Regions from separate parts of the Homo sapiens genome. Here region 1 is linked to region 2. A link is an interaction called in ENCODE POLR2A ChIA-PET data of the cell type or tissue named here. Cell type or tissue: MCF 10A. All regions are shown on one strand. Each heading gives the region's core, and the rest is flanking DNA. Links, peaks and the distances in the headings are about the cores only.

Region 1 (5,370 bases), core at 318-5,317, 130 kb before region 2:
CTGCACAGATGGGGTCAGCCAGGATTTGGCCGCCAGTTTCCTCCGAGCCACATGGGATGCTCAGCCTTCTGCGGGGAGGCCACTGGCACAGCCAGCGACTGTTTGCCCACTTTTGCCTCCTTCTCCCTCCACTCAGTGGCCACTCATTCACTCAGCAACCATTTCCTGAGCACCAGCCAAGTGCCAGGCCCTGTGTCAGGCACAGGGTCCCAAACAGGAAGCCCAGCCCCTGCCTTCAAGGAGATAGCAGAGGTCTCAGGCATGCAAATAGACCCTGATGAAATGGAGGGACTTGCAACGATAGAAAGAATAACAGGGAGTCAGGTCAGCCCAGGGAGTGGCCCTGAACCCCCTCGAGGAGCTCAGGGGCGGCCCTTAAAGACAAATATTTATTGAGAAACTACTCTGTGCCAGGCACTATTCTAGGCTCTGGGGATACAGCGGTGACCAGAACAGATGAAGTCCCAGCTCTCCGGGAGTTTATAGTTGGGTAAGGGCAGTACAGAAAATAAACATGGAATCAAGTAAATCAATTAGATAATTCTGAATGCTGATACATGCAATGGAGAAGATAAAACAGGGTGACATGATAAAACATTCCTGGGGACAGGGGTGCCTTAGCTGTTGTTTTTTTGAAGATGTGACTAGAGTTGAGGCTTGGATGTTAAGAAGTAGGCAGCCATCAGGAGATTGTAAAGGAAGCGCATTCCATACAGAAGGAACAGCAAAGGGAAAAGCCCCAAGGGATAGCAAGTGTAGCAGGTGGCTGGAGCAGACAGAACCGGGGGAAGGGAGGGAAGCGAGGGAGGAGGGCTGGCCAGGAGCCAGATCAGAAAGGAATTTGTTGGCCACCCTAAGGAGCTAGGGTTATCTTCGGAGGATAATGGAGAGATTGCAGACCTTGGGGGGTCTAGAAATGAGGAAGGGCTGGCCGGGAGCGGTGGCTCACACCTGTAATCCCAGCACTTTGGAAAGCTGAGGTGGGCAGATCACGAAGTCAAGAGATCGAGACCATCCTGGCCGACATGGTAAAACCCCATCTCTACTAAAAATGCAAAAAAATTAGCTGGGCGGGGTGGTGGGCACCTGTAGTCCCAGCTACTTGGGAGGCTGAGGAAGGAGGATCGCTTGAACCAGGGAGGGAGATATTGCAGTGAGCTGAGATCATGCCACTGCACTGGTGACAGAGTTAGACTCTGTCTCAAAATACAAAAAACAAACACACACAAAAAAAGAAATGAGGAAGGGCTTCCTGGAGGAGGTTTCTCTTGAACTGATTAAAGATTAAAGTAAGTCCAGGCACAGTGGCTCACACCTGTAATCCCAGCAGTTTGGGAGGCCAAGGAGGGCGGATCATGAGGTCAGGAGTTCAAGACCAGCTTGGCCAACATGGTGAAACCCTGTCTCTACTAAAAATGCAAAAATTAGCCGGGCGTGGTGGCACACGCCTGTAGTCCCAGCTACTCAGGATGCTGAGGCAGGAGAATTGCTTGAACCCGGGAGGCAGAGGTTGCAGTGAACCAAGATCATGCCACTCTACTCCAGCCTGGGCAACATAGCAAGACTCCATCTCGGGGGAAAAAAAAAAGATTAAAGTAAGTAGAAGTTAATGTAGCAAAGAGGCACATGGATGAGGGCAGATTTTGGAGCCCTCCTGTGCCCTAGCCCCGTCCAGCAGGCCAGGTGGGACTCCCGCACACAAAAGGTAGCCTCTGCACACTCACTGGCACCCTCAAGGGCTGAAGCCTGGGCTCCCTGCCCTTCACACAGGCCGCAGCTGCAACTCACACCTACTCTTTCCCCTGGGACTCAAACGCCTTACTGCCTGCGCCAGGGTCTCTTAACCCAACCTAGTCTCCTTCCTGGGACTTCTCTGCTGATGTCACTCTGGGTCCGAGGTGGGTCCCAGAGACCAAACTCCTCTTGCAGGCCCTCTGGTGCGGTGGGTAATTTGCTGAAACTCCTCTTCCTCCCTTCTCCAGGTCTGGTGGTCGGAGGATGACCAAGGTGGTGCGTGACTTCCTGAAGGCCCAGCAGGTGCAGGCGCCCGTGGAGCTCTACTCAGACTGGCTGACTGTGGGCCACGTGGATGAGTTCATGTCCTTTGTCCCCATCCCCGGCACAAAGGTAAGCTAGCCTCCCGAGGCTGGAGTGAATGGGGTAGCAGCAAACCAATATATTACCCGCCCCTGCCAGCAGAGGGCAAGAGCTAGAGGAACTCGACAGCATAAAGGAAGGAGGAAGTAGGCTGAAGCTGGTTTGCATGTTGTTGCTGTGGCAGGTAAAATTTTAACCCCATAAATCCAAAATGTTAGCATTGCAACACATAATCAGCCTAAAAATTATTAACGAGAGATTTAAATTCTTTTCTCATACTAAATCTTCAAAATCTGGCAAAGATTTTACTCACATGACACACCTAAATTCAGACTAGCCACAGCTCAAGTGTTCAATAGTCACATAAGGCTAGTGGCTATTGTGTTGGTGGTAATGCTCTAGAGAGAAATAGGTTATGCACCTGTGGCACTGGAAAGAGGTTCTTTCATTTTCTTATGGGTACAACTTCATACCCTGGAAATTCTCTGCAAATTGTGTGGCTGCTTGGCAACTTGGAGATGTCCTGTCCAAGTCCACCTTTGACTCTGAGCCTTGATCTGGTGACATTGCTGAGGTAGAGGAAAGGTGAGAAATATTCCTCTGAAGCAGAGAACACCCTCCCCGTCAGCCTTTGCCACTCGGCATGGGAGGCCTGAGGCAATGAGCAGGCAAGGCACTGGGTCCTCAGCGCAGGGCCTCCCCGTGCTCCTTGGGTGCCTTCCCACTGCTGACTCTGTCCCTCTGGACTGTCTCTTGCAGAAATTCCTGCTACTCATGGCCAGCACCTCGGCCTGCTACAAGCTCTTCCGAGAGAAGCAGAAGGACGGCCATGGAGAGGCCATCATGTTCAAAGGTGAGTGGCCACAGGGCCTTGACAGGAAGTGGCGAGCTGGAGGCCCCAGAGAGACCCTCGGGAGGGTGGGGCAGATAAGCACTTTGTCCCTGAGCACCCAGCTCCACTTCCCTGGGTGTCTGGCCCGATCGGGGGTTTGTGAGGTCGCCATGCTGGGAAGCACCTCTGGCCTCCTGTGACCCTTGCTGTGGCTGGGTGGACTGTGAGCTGCCCACAGCTCCTTAGTGTCACCAGCAGTGCATAGCGCATCTTCAAGCCCTAGCGTATACTTTAAATGGCACCAGACCCAGTGGAGGGTTAAATGGTTGAAAACTGACATGCAGCTGGGTCTGGTGGCTCATGCCTACAATTCCAACACCTTTGGAGGCTGAAGAAAGAGGATCACTTGAGTCCAGGAGTTCGAGACCAATCTGGGCAACATAGTGAGAGCCCCATTTTTATAATACTTTTTTTTTTTTTTTTTGAGACAGAGTTTCGCTCTTATTGCCCAGGCTGGAGTGCAATGGTGAAATCTTGGCTCACTACAACCTCCGCCTCCCAGGTTCAAGCGATTCTCCTGCCTCAGCCTCCCAAGTAGCTGGGATTACAGGCAGGCACCACTATGCCCAGCTAATTTTTTTTTATTTAGTAGAAACTGGGCTTCACCATGTTGGTCAGGCTGGTCTTGAACTCCTGTCCTCAGGTGATCCACCCGCCTCAGCCTCCCAAAGTGCTGGGATTACAGGCATGAGCCACCACACCCAGCCTCTCTATAATAAAAATTTTGAAAAAGAAAAGGAAACTGATGTGCAATCTGCATTCAAGGAGCTTGTATTTTAGAAAGAGAGATAGAAAATAGATGCAATACAATTTAGGGACAGGAAGAAAAGTGGACTTTAGTGGGCAAAAGGCATGGTCAGACATCGTGGTTGTCAGTCCAGAAGTGAGACATTATCTTCTACGTTTAGACATTCACATAATTGGGACAGACATAGTCGGGATGAGGTTTGCATTTGAATTAATCACGGAAAGAGGGAAAGATGATCAGGTGGAGACAACCAGCCAGGTTAGAGACACCATGCCAATTCCTCATACTTCTTTTTTTTCTTTTTCAACTTCTATTTTAGATTTAGGGGGTACATGTGCAGGTTTGTTACCTGGGTGTATTGTGTGATTTGGGGTATGAATGATCCCATCACGCAGGTACTGAGCATAGTAGACAACAGTTAGTCATTCAACTCTTTCCCTCCTCTCTCCCTCCCCACTCTAATAGTCCCCAGTGTTTGCCATTGCCATCCTTATGTCCAACATGTTTTTTATTGTGATAAAATATACCTAATCTAACACATTTGTTATTTTAACCACTTGTAAGGACACAGTTCCGGGACATTAAATACATCTACAATGCTGACTAACCATCAGCACTCTCTATATCCGTTATACTTTTTTTTTTTTTTTTTGAGACACAGTCTCACTCTGTCGTCCAGGCTGGAGTGCAGTGGTGCCATCTCGGCTCACTGCAAGCTCCGCCTCCCAGGTTCAAGCCATTCTCCTGCCTCAGCCTCCCCAGTAGCTGGGATTACAGGCGCCCGCCACCACGCCCGGCTAATTTTTTGTATTTTTAGTAGAGGTGGGGTTTCACCATGTTAGCCGGGATGGTCTCAATCTCCTGACCTCATGAACCACCCGCCTCGGCCTCCCAAAGTGCTGGGATTACAGGCGTGAGCCACCATGCTCGGCCTATTTTTTTCTTAAATTACTTTTGTCACTTTTCAGGTTGGTATCCATAATATATCTCATGCCTGAAAGCCTGAGTTCCCGCAGCTGGTTGATACTTACATGACTGCCCCTCAGATCCAAAGACAGTGTTCCTGACTGTCACTGGTGTCTAGGACAGACAAGACCAATTTAACACCACCACCCTTTTTAAATTCCCCACTGATGGGAAGTTTGTTCTTGGATTGGCAAGCTTGAGTCCTGACTTCCTGGAGGCTTCCTCTCTAATATTAAACATACCCTCAAAAACTACCCATAGGATATAGGGACCATTATTTTTGTACAAATAGGGGCAAGCAGTGCCCCAGATTTCTCTTTGTATTTTAGAAAGAGAGATAGAGAGAAAATAGATAGAATACAGTTTGGGGACAGGAAGAAAACTGGACTTTGATGGACAGAAGGCATGGTCAGGCATCGTCATTGTCAGTTCAGGAGTGAAACATTATCTCCTGGACTTAGACATTCATGTAATTGGGACAGACAGAGAGAGGATGCGCGGATGTGCAGTCAGCAGAGAGTAGAAGCACATAGGAGACCTGGGGAGGAAGGTGAACCAGGCAATGCCAAAGAGCCAAGATCTCCGCTGGACCAGAGCCCACAATGTTTGGGGAAAACACATCCCTTTAAAAGATGATAAAAACTACAGACTTGCCCTCCAGAAAAAT
Region 2 (5,309 bases), core at 309-5,308:
AAGACTCCGTCTCAAAAAAAGAAAAAAGAAAAAAAAAAAAGAGCTTTACCGCCACCTCCTGGAGAAGCGTGGTAACAACCACCCAAGGCCAGGGGTACTGCAGGGTGAGTGGCATGCCCTGGAGCCATGCAGTCATAGCCTGCACCTCTGTCAGAGGCAGCCCTGTCTAGGATTTGGTGGCTGAGGGCCCCTGTCCCGAGGGCCACTCTGGAGAGCATGTCAGTGCCAGCAATCATAACTTATGGAGCATTTGCTAAGTACCAGTCACTATGCTAAGCCCTCTATGCAGATGGTCTCAGCTCATCTTCAATACCTTTCACTATCCTATCCCTATTTCTACAGGTGGGGAAATGAAGGCACGGACACCTTGGGTAGCATCACCAGTAAGCGACCAAGATTCGATTCAAACCCAGGCAATTCAAACCCAGAGTCAGTGTTCTAGTAACTTCCCTGGCCCCTTGCCTTTCTATATGCTGAGGTCTGAGTGGCTCTTCATATGCAAACAGTACTTCTTAGCAAATGAAAGTGCTTTCCTGCTGTACATTAGGTCAGTATTTCCCAAATGTGGTTGTGGACCCTCTGCATCAGGATTACCAGGGCTGGACCAGATTTGGGACCTGGGAATCTGCATGTCTAATAAGAACCACAACCTCCCCATCCCCCCAGTCCTCCTAGCTGTCCCCAGGACCTCCACAACAGAGAGGAAGTCCCATTTCACAGATGTAGAGACCGAGGCAGAGCAAGAACGATGATGAAACACTGGCTCAGAGTCCTGCCCACCCCTCCCCAGCTGCCTGAACCTTTTCACGCTGGAGTCGCTGTAAGTCCTCCTCGTGAGCTGCCCGCTGCTCCCGCAGAGAGGCCTGGGCCTCCCGCTCAGCCTGCACCAGCTTCTGGGCCATCAGCTCCTTGTCTAGACTGGCTTTCTCCTGTGTAGCTATTATTTGCTGCCGCAGGCCCGCCAACTCCCCTGCACGAGAGGAATGGGGGAAAGGGCAGGGTTGGGTTGAAACTTTTCCTTGGGCCAGCAGACTTAGGCCAGGTGAGCCACATGGGCAAAATCCCAGAGGCAGAGGGCCTGCCTGGCATCTAGTTTGGGTCCTCTTGAAGTGGCTTGCCCTCTCTGGGCCTCAGTTTCCCTATATGCTACATGGGCCCACTGGCCCTGACCCCTTTCCTGCCTACCTAGAATGGCATTAAAGGCATAAAATGACTGATGAGAAGGCCTCCCAAATGGGACGGATGTCAAACATATAACAACCCTAGGTCAGGTGCCTTGGCTCACGCCTGTAATCCCAGCACTTTGGGAAGCTGGGGCAGGTGGATCACCTTAGGTCAGGAGTTCAAGACCAACCTGGCCAACATGGTGAAACCCTGTCTCTACTAAAAATACAACAATTAGCCAGGCGTGGTGGCAGGCGTATGTAGTCCCAGCCTCAGGGAGGCTGAGGCAGGAGAATCGCTTGAACCCAAGAGGCAGAAGTTGCAGTGAGCTGAGATTGCACCACTGCACTCCAGCCTGGGCAACAAGAGTGAGACTCTGCCTCAAAAAAACAAATAGGCCGGGCGCAGTGGCTCATGCCTGTAATCCAGCACTCTGGGAGGCTGGGTCAGGTAGGTCACCTTAGGTCAGGAGTTTGAGACCAGCCTGGCCAACACAGCGAAACCCTGTCTATACCAAAAATACAAAAATTAGCCAGGCATGGTGGCGGGCATATGTAGTCCCAGCTACTTGGGAGGCTGAGGCAGGAGAATCGCTTGAATGCAGGAGGCAGAAGTTGCAGTGAGCCGAGATCGCACCATTGCACTCCAGCCTGGGCAACAAGAGTGAGACTCTGTCTCAAAAAACAAACAGGCTGGGCGTGATGGCTCATGCCTGTAATCCCAGCAGTTTGGGAGGCCAAAGCGGGTGGATCACCTGAGGTCAAGAGTTCGAGACCAGCTTGACCAACATGGCGAAACCCCGTCTCTACTAAAAATATAAAATTAGCCAGGCATGGTGATGCATGCCTGTAATCCCAGCTACTTGGGAGGCTGAGGCAGGAGAATCGCTTGAACCCAGAAGGCAGAGGTTGAGGTGAGCCGAGATAGTGCCATTGCACTCCCGCCTGGGCAACAAGAGTGAAACTCTGTCTCAAAACAAACAAACAAAAAACAACCCTATTCCTGACTGAGCACTTACTATGGGTCAAGCGCCCAGCTAAGTATTTTAGACATAACCTCATTTTGTCTTCATAACATGCCTATGTAGTTTATCCTCATCCCCATTTAACAGATGATGAAATGGAGGCTCAGAGATCAGCAGCAACTTCCCACAGCTGCACAGCTACACATAAAGCATCTCCTTTAATGACTGACATGAACATACCCGTCAAACGTTAACTATTTATATTAATGGAAATGACTACAGGGAATGGAAATGGTATAGCTACCATCTAAAAACCATCTCCCGGGTTGGAAACCCACCAGCATTTCCCTTCCTGGTTCTGTCTGGCTCAGGTGTACATGGACAGGAAAATTAATTTCCATGACCCAAGTAGGTGCTTAGTTAATGTTAGGTGAGCAGAAAGAAGCCCTGAGTTCAGAGACTGGATGGGAACGGTGCAGGGAAGTGGGGCTGGGATTCTGGGGCCAAGAGAGTCATCTGAAAAGCACAGAGAACTCAGACTAACAGGCCTGATGACCGATGAACGGCAGTTACTGTTGACTCAGCCAGGCACCGTGCCACGGCCTTACACGCTTTTCCCACGTCATCCTGGCAACAGGCTTAGAAGGTGGGCATTGCCACCTCCAATCATCAGCTGAGGAATCTGCAGCCCAGAGAGGAAAGGGGCTTGCTCAAGGGAAGGTGAGATCTAAGTGGTGGCACAGGACTGGAACCCAGGCCAGCCAGACTCCTACTCCAGTGCTCCCAACTTCTGTGAGACCCCAGACCTTGGGAGGCTGCAGTCTGGGCTGGAACCTGGTGTTCCCCCCAAGTCCCCAGCCCCTCGTACCAGTCAGGGTCTCCTTGGCCAGCAGCAGGGCCTGCCCCTCGGCTTCCAGCTGCTCCCGGCGGGCCTCAAGCTGGGCCAGCTGCCGTTGCACCTCAAACAGGCTGCCCTCCAGGGCTTCCTTCTCCAAGCTGCAGCACATACAGTCCCTGAGGCCCTGGGACTCAGCCTCCCTGGCCCCAGGAAACTGTGGATCTCAGGGAGTGGCCAGGCATGGGCCAAGTGCCAATCTACCTGCCTGGCCAGGCCCACACTCCCTGGGGAAGCCTGAGCCACAGCTAGGACGAGTCGGCAAGCCAGACTCCTTAGTAACTGCCCCTGGGGGCCCGTGCCTGCGTGTGGCTGGTCATGGTGTGGCCCCAGGAGGACCCCCCAGGGCGGGTTGGGCAGAGCCCAAGGCCTTACCGCAGGCGTGTGGCCTCCTCTGACAGGGTCCTGCCTTCACGCTCCGCAGCCACCAGCTGCACAGCCAGGCCAGCGTGCTCCTTGGCTAGCGCCTCCTTCTCACGGGCCGCTCGCTCCAGCGCCTCCACTTGCCGCTGGGCCTCCCGCCGGGCCTGCTCCAGCTCCTGCTCCCGCCCGCTCAGCTGCCGGGAGAGCTGGCCCCCACCCAGAGACTGAGTAGCACTCCCAGCGTCCCCCAGCTTGTTCATCGTGCAGCACCCCAACTCTGGGCCTAACCCAGTCCTGGCAGAAGGCCTGGGTTTGAGCCCAGGGTCTGCCCTGATGTGCTACATGTACTTGGGCAAGTCATGACCTTCTCTAGATCTGCAATGCACGTGTGTACAAAAACCAGGGCCCAGCCAGGTACGGTGGTGCGTGCCTATAATCCCAGCACTTTGGCAGGTGGATCACTTGAGGTCAGGAGTTCAAGACCAGCCTGGCCAACGGGGTGAAACCCTGTCTCTACTAAAAATACAAAAATTAGCCGGGCGTGGTGGTGCACGCCTGTAGTCCCTGCTACTTGGGACGCTGAGGCAGGCGAACAGCTTAAACCCTGGAGGCGGAGGTTGCAGTGAGCCCAGATCGTGCCACTGCATTCCAGCCTGGGCAACAGAGCAAGACTCTGTCTGGAAAAAAAAACAACAACAAAAACAAAACAAAATGAAACAAAAAAAATGAGGGCCCTCACTCAGCTCTGGGAGTAACAGAACCCTTGTATTACTCTAAACTTGCAGAGAAGCTGAATATATAAACCAGACCCAAGTGCAGCTGCTCGGCAGGCCTCAAGGTGGAGACCTGCACCCTGCTTCCTGCACCCCCTACCCCATCCTCTAGAGGCCCCTCCCAGAAACCTAGGCGCTCCAGGATAGACCTTGCATGAAGGTCCCTGGATCCCTGAAACATTAAGGTCTCTTCCAGATGTGATGTTCCCAAAAGTCTAAGATTCCAATTCTAAAAAGTCTCCACCTATTATTAATCTGTATCATTATTATTATTATTATTATTATTATTATTATTGAGACGGAGTCTTGCTCTGTTGCCCAGGCTGGAGTGCAGTGGCATGATCTTGGCTCACTGCAACCTCTGCCTCCTGGGTTCAAGCGATTCTCCTGCCTCAGCCTCCCAAGTAGCTGGGACTACAGGCGCGTGCCACCACGCCCAGCTAATTTTTTGTAGAGATAGGGTTTCACCGTGTTAGCCAGGATGGTCTTGATCTCCGGACCTCAGGTGATCCACCCGCCTCGGCCTCCCAAAGTGCTGGGATTATAGGCGTGAGCCACTGCGCCTGGCTGGCCCCATGTTATAGATGGGGCAACTGAGGTATGGGAGATTGGGCAGCTTGTCCAAGGTCCCCAGCTAGCAGAAGTGGGGCTGGATTTAACCCAGAAGCAGGCTCCAGTGCCTGTGACTTAACCCAGGACTGGATGCAGGGGGCTGGGAGCCCGGCCTGCCCCACATGCTCTCCACACCACCCCCACACACAGCTTTGCCCACCTGCGCTAGCTGCTCCTGCAGCTGGCTGCGCTCATGGCGCAGCGTGGGGAGCTGCTGCTCCAATGCCTCCTGGGCCTGCTCCGCCACTCGTAGGGAGCCCTCCAGGCCCTGCCGCGCCACCTCCTGCTCCAACCGCAGCTCCTCTAGCCGTTCCTGCTCTTCCCGCGCCACTGTGGCCTCCTGCTCTGCCTGCCGTTGCCGGCCCTGCAGGGCGGACTTTTCTTCCTCCAGCTGGAGGCCAGGTAGGAGTGGGGCCTCGTGAGCAGGGCGTCCCTCCCAGGACCAGGACGCCTCCTCCACCCACCCACCAGCAACAATAGCCCAGGGGAGGCTCCCAGGGAATGAGGGACAGTGCCCTTGGGTGTATGGGACACTGGG

The links. Peaks named below come from ENCODE experiments on the same cell type or tissue, not always from the same donor. Only the 100,000 strongest peaks of a DNase experiment are listed, where the experiment ranks them.
Region 1: POLR2A ChIA-PET joins it to region 2 with 5 read pairs; 1 of 35 experiments calls an interaction of 5 or more read pairs at or near these places.

The regions. Positions count from the first base shown.
Region 1 is chr1:17,072,436-17,077,805 of GRCh38, reverse strand. It overlaps PADI2 (peptidyl arginine deiminase 2), which reads left to right. Exons shown (of 16, transcript NM_007365.3): 12 at 1,983-2,127; 13 at 2,857-2,950. Among named protein-coding and RNA genes, the nearest start is that of SDHB, 21 kb to the right of the region's middle. In MCF 10A, for the core only: a CTCF peak has its summit at 2,200 (motif pointing right); a DNase peak (open chromatin) is centred at 2,205.
Region 2 is chr1:16,946,614-16,951,922 of GRCh38, reverse strand. It overlaps CROCC (ciliary rootlet coiled-coil, rootletin), which reads right to left. Exons shown (of 37, transcript NM_014675.5): 17 at 4,932-5,162; 18 at 3,399-3,592; 19 at 2,997-3,124; 20 at 801-970. Among named protein-coding and RNA genes, the nearest start is that of CROCC, 27 kb to the right of the region's middle. In MCF 10A, for the core only: a CTCF peak has its summit at 4,211 (motif pointing right); DNase peaks (open chromatin) are centred at 2,713 and 3,242.